3 separate regions of the Mus musculus genome follow, and all the other regions are linked to region 3. Evidence: chromatin loops called from intact Hi-C (ENCODE). Cell type or tissue: gastrocnemius. All regions are shown on one strand.

Region 1 (5,000 bases), 490 kb after region 3:
CAAAGGACTTTAAGAGCAGACAGTGCTGGAGAATGGGAAGTCCCGAGCCAACCTGGGCTAACGAGGAGCTTGGTGGCTCTGAACAGGCTGGAAAGAGCAGCGATGGAAGGGGCTGGCTGGACAGACAGGACAGGAAGCCATGCTGAGGCTCAGGGCTGGCCATGGGCCCTGATCATACCCCCTTACCCACTAGGCATCATCGACAGTACACACACTGAGCAGCGGCAGGTGGTGGCTGTGACAGGGGATGGGACCAACGACGGGCCTGCTCTCAAGAAGGCAGATGTGGGCTTCGCAATGGTAAGAGGATCTTAAGAGGGCTTCATGTGGTGTCAGACTGGGTCTCAAAGGCGAGGATAGTCAGCTTGGACTACACCACTTCAAACTGGCTTGCAGGACTCCCTACAGACACTTAACACTCATCCCTCTCCATACAACTTGTATGCAACCCAAGCTTTTGAGTCCCAGACTAGCCTCAAGAGGTCTTCCTGGAGGGGGCAGGCAGTGTCCTGCTGGGGTCAGCTCTGTCCTGCTCGGTGCTTAAAGGTCAAGGAGGAATGGGGCAAGGCCAGGCTTCCCAGAAAAGAATGTTGGCCTCAGAGGGGTGGTTGTGTAAGTATGTGCATACCTATGTATATACATATACATATACATATACATATACATATACATATACATATACATATACATATACATATACATATACAAAGTTTGTATGAGTGTATGCATATACATGTGAATGTGTGTATGGTCAGACTGTGCCAGTTCCTTTGAGTCAGGAGTGAGGTGACAGGACTAAGACTGTGTGAAGATAAGACTGGCCAGATAGAGCCATTCACCTCTCCAGCTGCCCTACCAGGCTCCTGTCCCTGTCTCCACAGGGCATCGCAGGCACAGATGTGGCCAAGGAGGCCTCAGACATCATCCTGACAGATGACAACTTCAGCAGCATCGTCAAGGCAGTGATGTGGGGCCGTAACGTCTATGACAGCATATCCAAATTCCTGCAGTTCCAGCTGACTGTCAACGTGGTGGCGGTGATCGTGGCCTTCACGGGCGCCTGCATTACACAGGTGGGTCCTGGGAGAATCACACCAAAGGCTGGGAAAGGGCAGCCTTTAGCCTCCAGAACACCCTAGATTGTTAGCAGCACAACCCTGGGGATGGATACACATTGCGGTGTTCCTCCCAAGACCAGGATGCCATCTTGGACCTCCGTGCAGCCAGTAGCCCTATGCAGTTGAGAAATGAGGCTTGGGGAGGTAGTATGACTCAGGTGGCCCCAGAAATGAGAGACATCGGGCCTCATGGCCTGTGAGGTCTGACCCCTGCTCCAGACATTGGCAGAAGCCTGGCAGAGGCCCCAAGGGAGGACCAAGGGGACCAGTTGCCCAGACAAGGACAGAGTCAGTCCTGTTGTGTGGGATCTTCCCTCCAGAGCAGAGTGGATTCGGAGAGATGGGGTGAGTGGAGGAGGCAGTGATGCTCTGTCTGTCCAGATCACTGCTGCTGGCCCTCGGCAGACTGCTTGCCGAGACACTTGGAGCCCCGTGAGTAAGTACCACTTCACAGAGGTAGAGACAGGCTCAGAGGACAGAACGCTCAGACACTCACTCTGGCTCCTGATGTCTCCTGAAACTCTAACCAGACTGCATCTCCCAGGAGCTGGCTCTCTGGTCTGGAGAAGGAGAGCAACTTCAGCCCTAAGAGGATCTCAGAGGCCTGGGTCCTTCCAGTCACTACCTGGTTACACAATCCTCCTACCCATAGGGGAACCCAGAGTCCATTGTGCAGCGTCCCCAAGAGCCACATGGCCCATAGGACACTGTTTCCTTCTGCGGTGACCGCCATCACGATGATGCACATGGTGGCTGTAGCATTGACCCTGTGTGCCACCTCAGGCCCGAGAGTTGGACTGAGGGTTCCCTGTCTGTTCAGGGGAGGGCATCTTTCCTGGTCTGTGGATGTGGAGCTCCCTCTAGTGGTGGTTTATAGACATCGTGTGACAGCTTCCTGGAGACTGGACAGATGCCAGTTAAGAAAACAGGTTTGGAGACAAGGATCAGTTGGCCCAACATCCCTGAGTGAGCAGGACCATACAGGCTTTGGTGAGAAAATTGTACACCTGACTCTGAGAATCTTGTAATCAGATAAGGCGGAAAAGTAGCAGGAAGCCCAGAGCAGCCCTACTAGGTAGGGTGAGACGGCAGAACAACCAGGGAAGCACGAAGAAGACAGACAGATGGGAAACAGAGGGTAGGCTTCCTGGAGGAGTACTCCATGGGCCAAGGGAAGATCAAGAATAGAACCAATGCAAGAAGCAGAGGGTTATGGGTGAGGCGGACTCTGTGGACAAGGACTGTAGTTGTGAGCGGTGAAGGATGGGTGGGTCAACTTCTTCAGTCAGTGTACACAGAGCATGCTCTGTCCAGCCTGGACCTCTCAGAACGAACCTGATAGTGTCTACACTGGCATGCTTGTGGTGACAACCTGTGTCTTAGCATCCTGTTTTGCATGCTTGACACTTTTTATCATGACAGGGCATTTCACTTGGAGCTGTAGTTATAAAATCCTTTACAATGTAAGATAATGAGAAGAAATAAGGTGAAATTGGGAGGGAGGTCAAGGACAGTTTCTCCAGGACACTGAACCCCTGAGACTGAGGGGCAGAGACTTCAGGGAGTTAAAAAAATGGATGTTGACTTTAGACAGGAGGGGAATAGGAGATGATGTGGCTGAAGTCTACAGAAGTCAGGGAGCTGTGGCCACTGAGCCTGTGGGCCCAGGACTGAGGTGGGCAGCTCATACTGTTCTCCATAGAAGCTCTAAGAAACTGTCCTACATATGCTCAGAGCCCCAAAGCCTGGGCAGCCTGCATCCCGTAGTAGGAACCTGCTGAGACCCTGCAGCGGGTCCATCCTGTACTCTGTGGCTGTGGTGGCTCACCCTGTGACAGTCTTCTTCTCCCTGCCACTGTCGTAGGACTCCCCTCTCAAGGCTGTGCAGATGCTCTGGGTGAACCTCATCATGGACACGTTTGCCTCCCTGGCCCTGGCCACAGAGCCACCTACGGAGACTCTGCTTCTGAGGAAACCGTACGGTCGCAACAAGCCGCTCATCTCGAGGACCATGATGAAGAACATCCTGGGCCACGCCGTCTACCAGCTCACCCTCATCTTCACCCTGCTCTTCGTGGGTGAGCGCCCTCGTCCTCACGCCTCTGAGCTTAGGGCACCAACTTCAGGACATACCATGGCCAACAACGGCTGGCTTTACACATGTCATTCTGTTTCCCCCATGGGGAAACTGTGGCATAGGAGGGAAATGCAGGTGGCAGCACACAGGGAGCCAGAAGTTGTCATGCCCTGTCCCCGGCTGGCTCACCTCAAAGCCAGCAGTAGTGTTAGCATCCGGGACTGATGAAAACTTTCTGTCAGGTTAGCCACTGAGAGCCAAGGTCCTGGGCCAAGCAACCTGTCCCTTCCCTGACCGCTTCTAGGAACCCCTTCTTGCTCCAGGAAGATGTCTTCATGGAGAATGTAGACGTCCTTGGGGAAGGACACACAACCACTTGGAATGTCAGCTCCTTTCTCGGCCCCTCCACTGAGGGCTAGCTCTCCAGCCACTCAGATCCAAGCGCCTTTGCCTGTGTCTTATTCAGTGCTCCTTCATTAAAATAAGGTTCCTGAGATGATTAGCTCAGAAGAGGGGTTCGTTTGGACTCTCACTCTGAGAGGTCATATTCAGATGACTCTGCTGTATGGAGTCAGGGACAAGGCAAAGGGAAGAAACATTGCTCGCTTCATGGCCAGGAAGCAGAGAAAAGTATGGACCAGGCCCCACAGTTCCCTTCAAGAGAATACCCCCTAATGGCCTAAAGTGTCCCGTCAGATTTCACCCTGAAGCGATTCCACCACCTCCCTTAGGGCTAGGGTGTGGTAGAGCCTTTGCTCAGTATGCCTCAAGTCCCGATAAACCGGGTGGGGTGGTGCCTGCCTGTAATCCCAGCACTCGGGAAGCAAAGGTGGGGGGGGGGGATCAGAAGTTTAAGGTCATCCCTGGCTACAGTGACTTCAAGAGCAGCTTGTGCTTCATGCGACTCTGGTTCCACTACCTCTCCATAGCGCCACAGCCTGGGCACCAGGCCTCAAATACATAGGTCTCCAGGCCACATTGGCTTAAGCTGTAGTGGCTTCACTGAAGGATCTGTGTCCTCTCATTTCAGTCACCCTTCATAAGGAATGTTACTCTGTAAGGCCGCTGGCATGCCACCTTTCTCAGATGTCCACAGAAAAGGCGACAGGTCCCAAGCCATTTATCCTCTAGATCAGTGATTCTCAGTCTTCCTAAAGTGACCCCTAGTTCAGTTCCTCTCGTCCTGGTGAGCCCCCACCAGGATATGAACCACTGCTCTAGAGAAAGAATTGTCTCACTAAGCAGGAACCACAGGCCACACTGTGCCCCGTTCCACACCTGAGCCGGCCCCACCCTCTGGCTTGGCAGGTGAGAAGATGTTCCAGATCGACAGCGGAAGGAACGCCCCGCTGCACTCACCACCCTCAGAGCACTACACCATCATCTTCAACACCTTCGTCATGATGCAGCTTTTCAACGAGATCAACGCCCGCAAGATCCACGGCGAGCGCAACGTCTTTGACGGGATCTTCCGGAACCCCATCTTCTGCACCATCGTTCTTGGCACTTTCGCCATCCAGGTACCCAGCCCCCACTTAACCTGGGCTGGGCAAGGCGGTGGCTCCCCGGCCCTCCGTGCCATCTCCGTGTCTGTCCCTCCGATCTCTGACCCGCAGATAGTGATCGTGCAGTTTGGCGGGAAGCCCTTCAGCTGCTCCCCACTCCAGCTGGACCAGTGGATGTGGTGCATCTTCATAGGCCTGGGAGAGCTCGTCTGGGGCCAGGTGTGTGGCAGGGGAGTGGGGGGAGGGGTGTTGAGCCAAAGGAAGAGGAACAACAGGATTGGTCCTAGAAGTGACATATAG
Region 2 (5,000 bases), 160 kb after region 3:
ACTTCATGCTGTCTAAAGCCAGCGCTCATGGGACACTCCTGTTCACCCCGTTGGCCAGGGCAGATGTGACTGTCCACCGCTCTCAGCCACTTAATACCAGTGAGAAGGAGGCAGAGGGCAGAAGTCCCGCTATGAACCAGATGCTGACATATAGGCAGGTTCCTCCTTCTGTTGTTGTGGTTGTGGTCACTGTTGATGCTTTCTTTTCTTCCACTACTATTTTCTGCTTCCTGAGTGAAAGAGAGAGCCAGCCCCCGCCCCCCCCCCGCCCCCGTGTCATCTGAAGACATCAGGTTTCACCGAATTCAGCCATCCCCTTTATTCTACCCCAACCCCCACTACCACCAGCTCCCAGCCTTCCCTGTGGCTTCCTGAAGGATGAATGGATGCTGCTGTCACAAATGCGCCCTGACAGCTGCTGACAAGGAGAGGCCAGTGATGTGCATTCAGCACTGCTGGGCAGAGGGGACTGCTGAGAGCCCGGTGAACCACTGTACCACGAGATCCACTAGGGCAGCACAGGAGGGGCACGTGCCTCTCCAGATGATTCTGGGTTCCAGGGCACGGCTGGCCCAGATCTCTCTGACCTTGTAGTTTCTTCCACTGCTAAGCCCCATGAAGCCTCATTACCAGACCCAGACCTCTTCTTTCTCTTTCTTGTCCTTTGCTAACCCAAGCCTTGAATCCTGTCATATCTTTACCATCAATGAGTATCAACAGTCCACTTCCAACCTGCCTAGACCATTCATTGCCTGTAACCTACTTCCAGATAGATGTGTTCCCCATATCCATGGGCCTTCCTTGCACCTCACTGGCACCCTAAGAAGACATTAGTAGTGGATTGCTGACACACACACACCCCATTTTTCAGATCCTGCATTAGTCACACCAGCTGGGCATTCCTCCCCATCACCCACAGACAGGCATTACCTTAAAGTACCTAGCCATCGATTCCCCCCTGCCTTCCCAGGTACCATTTGCTTTTCAGACAAAAAGTCAGTCAAGCATTTATCAGTTCACATCTGCCCCAGAAAACTTCGCTGCAATAACAAGCATCTGTATTAGACACTGCAGAGTAATAAGAACTTGCTATACACCCTGGTATATAAGGCACACCTTTCTTCACCCAGTATTAAGCTCCAGTGAGAGATTTGACATTATTTCACAGATTGGGCTCATATTGCTCTACCCAATAAGCATGCTAATGTCACACAGGAAGTTGAGAGGGCCTGCTGTTGGTCAGACGATGTCTAAAGCCATATATACCTGCACGGGCTCAAAAAAAAAAAATCTCTGTGCATCTTTCCTAAGAGAGGCAGCCTGGCAGTCTGTTTCATAGAGAAGAGACTGAGCTCGGGTCTGTTTTGCCCCAGGTAGAGTCAGTCAGCTCACACTGCCAGCCATGAACTCAATGAGAAAACCTCAACAGTCCATTATTAATGTCTGTGTAGGGCACCGGAATGGGTAGTAAAGGTACGCGCAACTTCAATTGTATTAATCTCTACATAGTACAAAACATAAGGTTTATAGTAAGTTCTTTTAGGATTTATTTATTTTATGTATATGAGTACTCGATCTGCAATGTGCACCCGCATGCCAGAAAAGGGCATCAGATCCCATTACAGATGGTGGTGAGCAACCATGTGGTTGCTGGGAATTGAACTCAGGACCTCTGGAAAAGCAGCCAGTTCCCTTAACTGCTGCGCTATCTCTGCAAGCCACATAAGTTCTTAATTACATAAAAAGACAAGCTAGGAAGGAGACTGTCATGTCTAGAAGCAGCGGAGGAGGCAGGGGTAGTTCCTCTCGGGGTTCACTCCACACACTGGGTCTGAGGCACCACAGCCTGGCCAGCTCCTCCAGCCCTCGATTCCTGCTGTGCTTTGTTTCCCTTCTTCAGAATGATGAGATATGTCAACTTAAGTTCTGGAAGGTCTGACCTCAGGGTTCCTAAGTAGTGTCCGGAGGGACACTCTATTTTCCCAGCCTCTTCTCACCCTGCAGCTGCTTCTACTTTACAAGCCCTAGAGGCAGCCATTTTGAAAGACGGTCCCTGAGAGCTCAAACAGTTTTGAAAAGTTTTGCTGTCGCTTTGTTTTCTGCTTCTCTCCAAGGATGGTAATGGAGCCCAGGGTGTCACACACACTAGGTAAGTGTCCTGTCTTTGAGCTGCATCCCACCCATTAAGGCTGTTACTAATCTCTTCAGCATCTGCCCACTGTGCAGCCTTGCCTGCACCCTCCTCTTCTAGTTCCTGCCATTCTCCAGGAAATTACACATTTCCAATCCAGAATTGCCAGGGCAGGTTGCAGAGCAATTCAGGTGATCCTGTGGTCAGTCAGGATTAAGACTATGGGTAAAAGTAAAACTGACAACTACATTCAAGGACTACATTACAATTACACTCAGCAGGCACAAGAGAGGCCAAGCAACTGCCCCACAGCCACACTATTGGCTTGGAGATCCATTAGTAATGTCTGTTTAGGGCACAGGAATGGGTAGTTTGGATGTTATTCAAGGCAGGCTGACTATGTGACCCTTGCGTCTACTGTGTTCCTGGTATCTGCATATATTATCTTATTTCATTTACTCAAAAACTTTATTATTAAAAATGAAAAGCAAAACACCTGGGAACAAACCACAAACATTATATAATCAACCTGAAGTTCCTGAACTAATCAGACAGCTAATACTACGTTCTGTCGTGATTAATCCGGTAATATGGTGTTTGTTAAAACCCATTTGGTGATTCACTTAAGAGCCATGGCTTTCACAGAGGGTTAGTTTTACCATTGAAATAAATCCTGATCTGCATTGATAACATGGGACAGACCCACATGGAAGCCCGCAGATTACCTAGAGGTTCACAGGGAATCAGACTGGATGGACAAAGGGAACGGGAACCACGTAGCCATACTAAAGGTGGGTAGTATAGCTCTGGATCCTTTTATAATTCTGCCCTTCAAACAGGAAACCAAGTGATGTGTGGGTGTGTGCTGCCCTCAGGTGGCCAATATTAGTATTGCATCATTGAGATGTGACCGGATCAGGGCTTCACATTGTCCATTATTCAGGGGGTATTGGTTGTGTTTAAAATTCTCCCTTCTCTATGTTAGCTAACATTTTCTGTATGACATGTGACATCCCCGCAGCCTCTTAGATGCCCTGAGATGTAGGAGAAGTGGCTGGTGTGGATGCTCCCCACCTTTCTGATGCTTACTCAGCGATCCTTGAAGGAAGTATGTCAGGTGGAAGCTGTGATTCTCAGATGAGGAAGAGAGCAGTAGGAGCATCCAAGTGACACAGAAAACTGGGGACTCCAGGTTTGGCAAGATGGACATGATCCTCACTCTGAAACAGAGGCTGAGGGAGGTGTACTTTGAGCCCTACCATGGTCACCAGGTCACCAAGACACCTTAGGTCACCCTTTTAATATTCTGCCAGGCATAGGTGTGTGATGTTGGGAAAGGCATCCCCCATCTCAGAGCCCTGTCTCCATGTGGTAAGGGGAATAACAGTGCTCTCACCTTTGAATGGTGCTGTACACACACATGAATGCCCTCCTATGATCAAAGCATAGTGCAGAGATATCCCCTCCAACTACAAGTGTGTGTGTGTGTGTGTGTGTGCGCGCGCGCGTGTGCGCGCGGGTGCGTGCACGTGCACATCCCTAAAAGCCAAGCATGTCCAGATGAGGCAGCTCCCTCACAGGAGCAGGGTGAGAGAGGAGCATGGAATCTGTAAGTCAGATTCCTGAGTCTGAGACCTGGCCCTGCCTCTTCAGCCTAAGTGACTTTGAACACGATGCCTGCTTCGGTTTTCTCACCTGATAAATTGGGGTAAGGCCATCTGCACCTTGAAGGTTGTGCCCACAGCAGACACAGTAGATGTGCGAATTGGAACCAGCTACTGCAGGTGGGTGCTGGGCATCAATAATTGCTGGTGTTTTGAGCACTAATCCATCACTCCTACTGACTCCTCTCAAGATGGTACCAGGCACAAATCTAATCCTGTGCAGGGTGGAAGAAGAGAGGCAGTAATGGGTGTGTCATCTCAGTCCCCAAGTAACTCAGGGGGCACAAGATCACATTCTCTTATGTGGTTTTGAACATTAGGGAATCTGGCTATAGACCAACCTCCCTAAGGTGACTTTGGAGGCTTGAAGGGTGGGGACCCAGTAGGGAGATTTTTCTCATGGGCAGGACCCTAGTGAGAAAGGGAAGTGGCACATATAAGGTTACCTTAAGCCCGAGTACAGGTAGCTTCCTGGGTTCATGCATTGCTGAAATGTGGGTTCCCATCTAAACCTTGAGCTTCTAAAGTTCCAAGGCCCTCTTCCCCCAATGTCATGGATTCAATTATCAAGGAGTAGGAGTAGAGGGTTGCAGTGGCCCTAAAGGTATGCTGCAGGTCTGTTACCAAGTCAGGCCATTTGCTAAGGTCAGAGATAAAACCACAGTATGCATTCATGCATACTCATATGTACTTTCATACTCATCTACACATTAGTACATTTATATGCAGATATGCATGCACAGTTTTACACAAATATACACAAACACCCCATCAAAGCAGAGAATGCTGGTTTGTGACCATTGTGTTCCCAGGCAGGCTTTAGCTGGCTTATGTTGACCCATCAGCCTCCACTGGAGTCAGTGAGACTCTTGAGGACTCCACCCTGGGAGCTGACTGTGCACCAAGTGTGCCTACGTGTCTAGCAGGTGTTAAGAACCCTACTGTGTTCTATGTTGTGCTCCTGGGTCCTGGTGTCACAAGTGGAGATATGGGATTGCTTAGCTCTTGCCTTTCAGAACCCACCACCCACATCCCCAAGTTAGTGCTGTTTACACACTTGTCTCTTTCCTACAGTAACACTTAGACTGACCAGAAGTTTATTTCTCCCCAGAGTAGCTGCTTGCTGTGCTGAGGACCCTGGTCCAGAGGACAGTGGGGCTTCGGCAACCTACGTATTACAATGATATCAGCTGGGGAGCCGTAGA
Region 3 (5,000 bases):
GAGAGGGGAATTGGCCTAAATCTTCTCCACAGAAACTTTCATCATCCCTATTTGGTATGGTGCCCCACCCCCAATCCGAGTCCTGTTCTCTGTGGCCGTCCTGTGGGCTTCCTTGTCCAGATGGGATGGGGGCCTGACTCTATGGCAGATGGATCAGAGCTGGCCAGCAGGTGTGAATCCAGCATAGTGTGGTGCAGTGTGGACAGACCCACAGGGCCACCCTGGTTCTTCAGCCTAGTCATCGCTGCATAGTCACTTCCCCACAACCTGCCTTATCAGAATACTCTCCATCGATACCTTTCCGGTTCACCTGGAGTCTTACGAAATGAATGCCACACAGCTAACTAAGGCCTGCGTCAGCTTTGTTCAGAGGGGCAAGACGACTCTGTCCAAGGCATAGCAAAGTTGAAGTGAGGAAGCCAGCCAGGTCTCTGATGGTATTAGACTTGAAGTGGGTCAGACACCTGCACTTAGCCCTTTTGTGTAGTCACTAAGACTGAACTAGACAAGTGAAATCCTTTGCCTAAGGTCACAGCCAGGGGAGAGGGTGTCTGCTGTCAGGTTGGAGGTGAAGCAGGGGAGGGTGAATTATATTCTTTTGTCAAGGGTAGCCTTTCTGTTCCTTCAGCTGGGAACCTAGATAAGACCTTAGGACAACCCCCCACCCCATCCCCAAGTCTCCTGCCCAGGTCCCTGTTTCAGGTCCCACCTTCATAGCCTGAGGTTAGCAGCAGTGCCTCCTGGTGACCTGCTACCTGCTGGTCTAAGGCCCAGATAAGGGATGGGAGAGGGTCTCCCCATTCCTCCCCTTCCTCAAGGTCAACCCATGTCCTCCCGAAGGCCTATGGATGATTACAATGGCCCCCCAGTAATGCCCTTGAACCCTGATTTCTTAAATTCTGTTGGTCCTCTGCCTCTCCTATTCCCAGGGCCTCCGCCCCTCCCACAAGGCTCTTGTCATTTGTCCATCCTAACTCCCAAAGTTCCCTCCCTCACTGATGACTCAATGATCCAACCATCCACCAGGAACCTCTGGTGTCTCTTTTCAGGTCCTGTGGGGGTGGGGTAGGGGAGGGTTTATCTCCCAGTTCAGTGCCTCTTGGAGGTCTCCAGTGTCCCCATCCTTCTGAATGAGTTCTAGCGGTCTTCAATCATTTTCAAGAATGTGGAGCCCTCGAGAGATGCATCATATTTCCAGATGGCTTTCAAGGCTCTCCCTACACAAACTACACCAGCTGTAATTTCAGCATGCTCTTGGGTCACCCAGTGGTGCCAGAGGCTGTGGCACCTCCCGAGTTCCTAAAAGTCAACTTCATGTGTGAGCTTGTCTGGGCTAAGGAGGTGCCCAGGTAGCTGGTTAAACAGGGCTTGCCTGAAGGTCTGTCGGGGGTGGGCGGTGGGCAATGCTAGGAAGAGGTTAACATGTGAATCAGCGGATGGAGTGAAGTAGACAGCCCTCATCATGGTGAGTGGGTATTACACCTTCTGTAGAGGATCTAGGGAGAAGAGAAAGGTAGGGGACATGTAGAGCTGGCCCACTCTTTGCTGGGGCTGAGGCAGACTTCTTTTTCTCAGAGTTTTCCCCTGGGATGGGGCTACAGCACACAGAGGGCACATGCTTTGTTGATTCCCCCAATGTTCCCTGCGGAACAACCCTTTCTCAACAGGGACACAGAAAGATGCCCCAGCCTCTGAGTTAGGCTCAGAGACCACTCCTGTCCCTGCTGGGTGCTGAGTGGTGTGCAGATGGCTTGCCAGCCTCCTGACACCGACAGTTGATCCTGGGGACTGTGATAGGGTCTACATGGGACCTCTGGGGAAGAGTGGGTTCGTCACATGTCCTCTCTGGGTCTCATTGCTACCCCATTACAGACAACTGAGGTAAGGCTCAGGAACATGGGCAGACTCATCCCATAAGCAGCATAGTCTTGCTGGAGAGGCCAGAGAGGCAGCTCCTCCACAGACAGTCTCCATCCAGAAGGCTGTGGACACTGCTTCTTTTGACTAAGAGTGGGAACACTTAAGAAAGGGGGCTGCCCTTATATCTTACCCTGAAGTCCTGGAATGGAAACTGGTAGGTGTTTAGAGACAGCCTATTGGGTGCATGAAAGAAGCTAATGGTACTAGGTTTCAGAAGATCGCTTGCTCTTTGATGCTTGGTCCCTTCCACCACCCACAGGAAACTTCTTAGAACTAGAGAGGGTCTTTGACTTCACTTTCGAATCTCCCCTTTCAGACTCAGGTTATTAGCAGTGTCTATCAGAGCTAGGCTGCAGAGCCTCACTTGGCCAGCAGGGGTCACTAGCACACACAGCTGCCTACCGGTGGACCAGGCACATTCTTTAATCCTGTAAATTCAAAGGTCTGCAGCTCAAGTTTCCTGGGAAGGAAGGCGACACACATTTTTATGACAGCCTTTTACCGCCTCGCTGCTGTCACCTGATTAAGTGACTGTTCAGGCTGTCAGCAGGGAGAGCCCTCAGCTCAGCAGCCCTCAGCTCAGCAGCTCATCTGACTCAAGGAGAGGGACAGGGGACAGATTCTACGGTTTATAAGCCTTGAGACTCTGGGAGGCAAATTGCTTGAGTTATCTGCTCTGATTTTCCCTATCTGTAAAATGGACAAGTGGTTGTGAGGATAAGAGAGAGAGAGAGAGAGAGAGAGAGAGAGAGAGAGATCTGCTGAACACTCTGCTTACCTGAAGCGTCTGTGCAGGGACTACATGAGCCACCAGCCATCAAAGGAAGAGGGGCCTGAAACACCACGGCTCCCAGTGCTGCCTGAGCTGTAATGCTGAGTGGAGAGCATAGCCTCTAATTACAGACGCTTCCAAAGGCATACCCTGAGGATACCCAAAGGCAGAAGGAAAGCCCAATAACGACCACTTGCTGGGCACAGCCACATGGGAGTTGATCCACGTCCTTTAATTTTTAAAAACGAGCAGACAGACAATCTTGTGCTCTTTGGGTATGCCAATAAAAAGTTTGTTATGCAAAACAGCCCAACCCTTTAATAATACTGTAAATATCTCAGAAAGGATATATTGCATCATTTCTAGTAAATATCAAAAAAGTTGTCACAATGATATGTCCCCTTGCCCCCACTTGCCCCCACTTACCCTCCCCTCCTCCCTACAGTTACCCAAATACTAGTATGAAATTACAAAAAAAGACAAAAAGAAAAAAGAAAGGAAGAAAAGAAAGCAAAAAATAACAACCCCCCAAACCACAAGCCTCCCTCTACCCAGCCCCATGAGTAGTGTTAAGAGTGTCAAGTGTTAAGGGCCACATGTACAACACGTGTGTCTATAGTGACAGACATCAGGGATCTGTCTGTCCATGAGGGAGTTGGTGGTGAGGTGCAGTAGCAGCAACGGGCAGCTTCCCTTCTCAGGGGTAGGGTGGAGGGGACAGCCATCAAGGACCAACCCCACAGGTCATCTTCAGGATGATGCTGGCCTTCCCAGAAGGAATATGTGGTCTGTGTGTGAGCAGCTGGGGGTGGTGTGCCCTAGACAAGTGCCCAGTTAGGTGGGGGCAGTGCTGGGCATTTGGCTCAGCCAACTCAGGCTTTAGGTGGGAGCGGGACGGGGGCTGGGCAGAACAGCTAAGAGTCTGGAAGCATTGGGCAAATAGAGCATTCAGGTCTCTGACAGAACACTGGAGCCTTAGCGTGAAGACATCTCACTTTTCCTCAGATAAATCTAGGAAACTACAGTAAGAGGGAAAGAGTGACCCTCCCTCCACTTCCCATCCTCCAATAGCTGGGCAGACAAAGAACCCAGCAGCTGAGGAAGAGAGACCAGTCTAAGAGGTCTGAGCCAGGCAGGAGGGAATGGCACCAGCCTCCCCCTAGAGACCACCTCTGCTCTTCGTTTCCAAGGAAGAGCCTGACAGATGGGTGGCCAGTTCTTCCCTCTGGCAAGTGGAAGTGAAGGCTTCTCAGACCCAGGTGACAGGCAGGTGGAATGGCTCCAGAGTAAGGTGTCTGCCCACAGGATCTGCAGGGGTAGGCAGGTAGGTAGAAGAGAGAGCAGGGGACAAGGCAGGGGACAAAGCAGGGTGCACAGGGAAGGGACTGTGGGTGGAATCCAGCCCCAGGCCTCACTGTAGCTCCCCTGCAGGGGTGGCCATAGATCCTAAGCCATAGATCCTGGCCAGGCAGCTGCAAGAAGAGATGGCTACCTTCTGATCATCCCTATCTAGGAAGGAGGGACAGAGCTGGTGGCCAAGAAGGCTGGACAGATGGTGGGAGCCCCGAACACGGGGGCTGGGGTGCACCAGTTAAGGGATCAGGGTTAGGCTAAAACTCCAGTTGTTAGGGAAACACACTTCCCCACATCATTGGTGGTAAGTTTCACTTAAAATAGGCAAGGTGGGTAGGTGGTAACCAAGGGGACAGAGAAGAGAAGAGGTCTACAAGTCTCTGCAGGTCAAAGCAGCTCTGCGAAGCAACGAGTCAGGTATTCTTCCCTGCTTTGAAGGGAAGACTCCACTCAACCCCCTCGCCCCCTTGGTCTGGGAGATGGAGAAACTAGGGGCCAGGGAGAGAAAGGAGCCACAGTCACTTGAAGGGACAGTCAGCAACTCCTGGTTACTCAGGAGTCCTAACGATGGTGGGAGGCTTTGCTCTCTGTCTTACGACATTGACATGTGGAAGGTGTCACTAGGAAAAGGGGAAGACCAAAAGAAAAAAAAATAAAATAAAACAAACTGGTCCCAGGGCACAGAGGAGGGTGGCCAGGGAAGTTCAGAGATAAAACCAGGAATGACTGAACATCAGAGGCAGATGGGCACCGCTCCCCCACTCCACCTGCCCCCAGCATACGAGTTGACAGTATATAATACAAGGACTCTAGAAAACACCGGCTGAGCCACCCTAGGCCAGGATCTGCTAGTCACTGTACAGAATTATCTTGGTGAGGTGGATATGCCCACTATCACTGGGAAGAGGCAAGGGTACAGGGCACACAGTGGCCGGCTGGGAGTTAACTTGTTAAT

What was found. A loop is a pair of places that touch in the nucleus more often than their neighbours do. Peaks named below come from ENCODE experiments on the same cell type or tissue, not always from the same donor. Only the 100,000 strongest peaks of a DNase experiment are listed, where the experiment ranks them.
Region 1: it touches region 3 in a loop (4-fold over the local background); 8 of 42 quality-filtered maps call a loop at or near these places.
Region 2: a loop joins it to region 3, with 7 times the contacts of the local background. A loop is called at or near these places in 15 of 42 quality-filtered maps.

What each region holds. Positions count from the first base shown.
Region 1 is chr6:113,758,838-113,763,837 of GRCm38, reverse strand. It overlaps Atp2b2 (ATPase, Ca++ transporting, plasma membrane 2), which reads left to right. Exons shown (of 20, transcript NM_001036684.3): 14 at 194-300; 15 at 882-1,073; 16 at 2,983-3,196; 17 at 4,504-4,715; 18 at 4,812-4,919. Among named protein-coding and RNA genes, the nearest start is that of Sec13, 21 kb to the right of the region's middle. In gastrocnemius, a CTCF peak has its summit at 1,990 (motif pointing left); DNase peaks (open chromatin) are centred at 1,443, 1,964 and 4,742.
Region 2 is chr6:114,087,805-114,092,804 of GRCm38, reverse strand. No RefSeq gene overlaps it. Among named protein-coding and RNA genes, the nearest start is that of Gm36023, 4.0 kb to the left of the region's middle. In gastrocnemius, a CTCF peak has its summit at 3,007 (motif pointing left); a DNase peak (open chromatin) is centred at 3,006.
Region 3 is chr6:114,247,852-114,252,851 of GRCm38, reverse strand. It overlaps Slc6a11 (solute carrier family 6 (neurotransmitter transporter, GABA), member 11), which reads right to left. Exons shown (of 14, transcript NM_172890.3): 14 at 2,966-5,000. Among named protein-coding and RNA genes, the nearest start is that of Gm46972, 22 kb to the left of the region's middle. In gastrocnemius, no CTCF peak of the experiment used is centred here; a DNase peak (open chromatin) is centred at 2,291.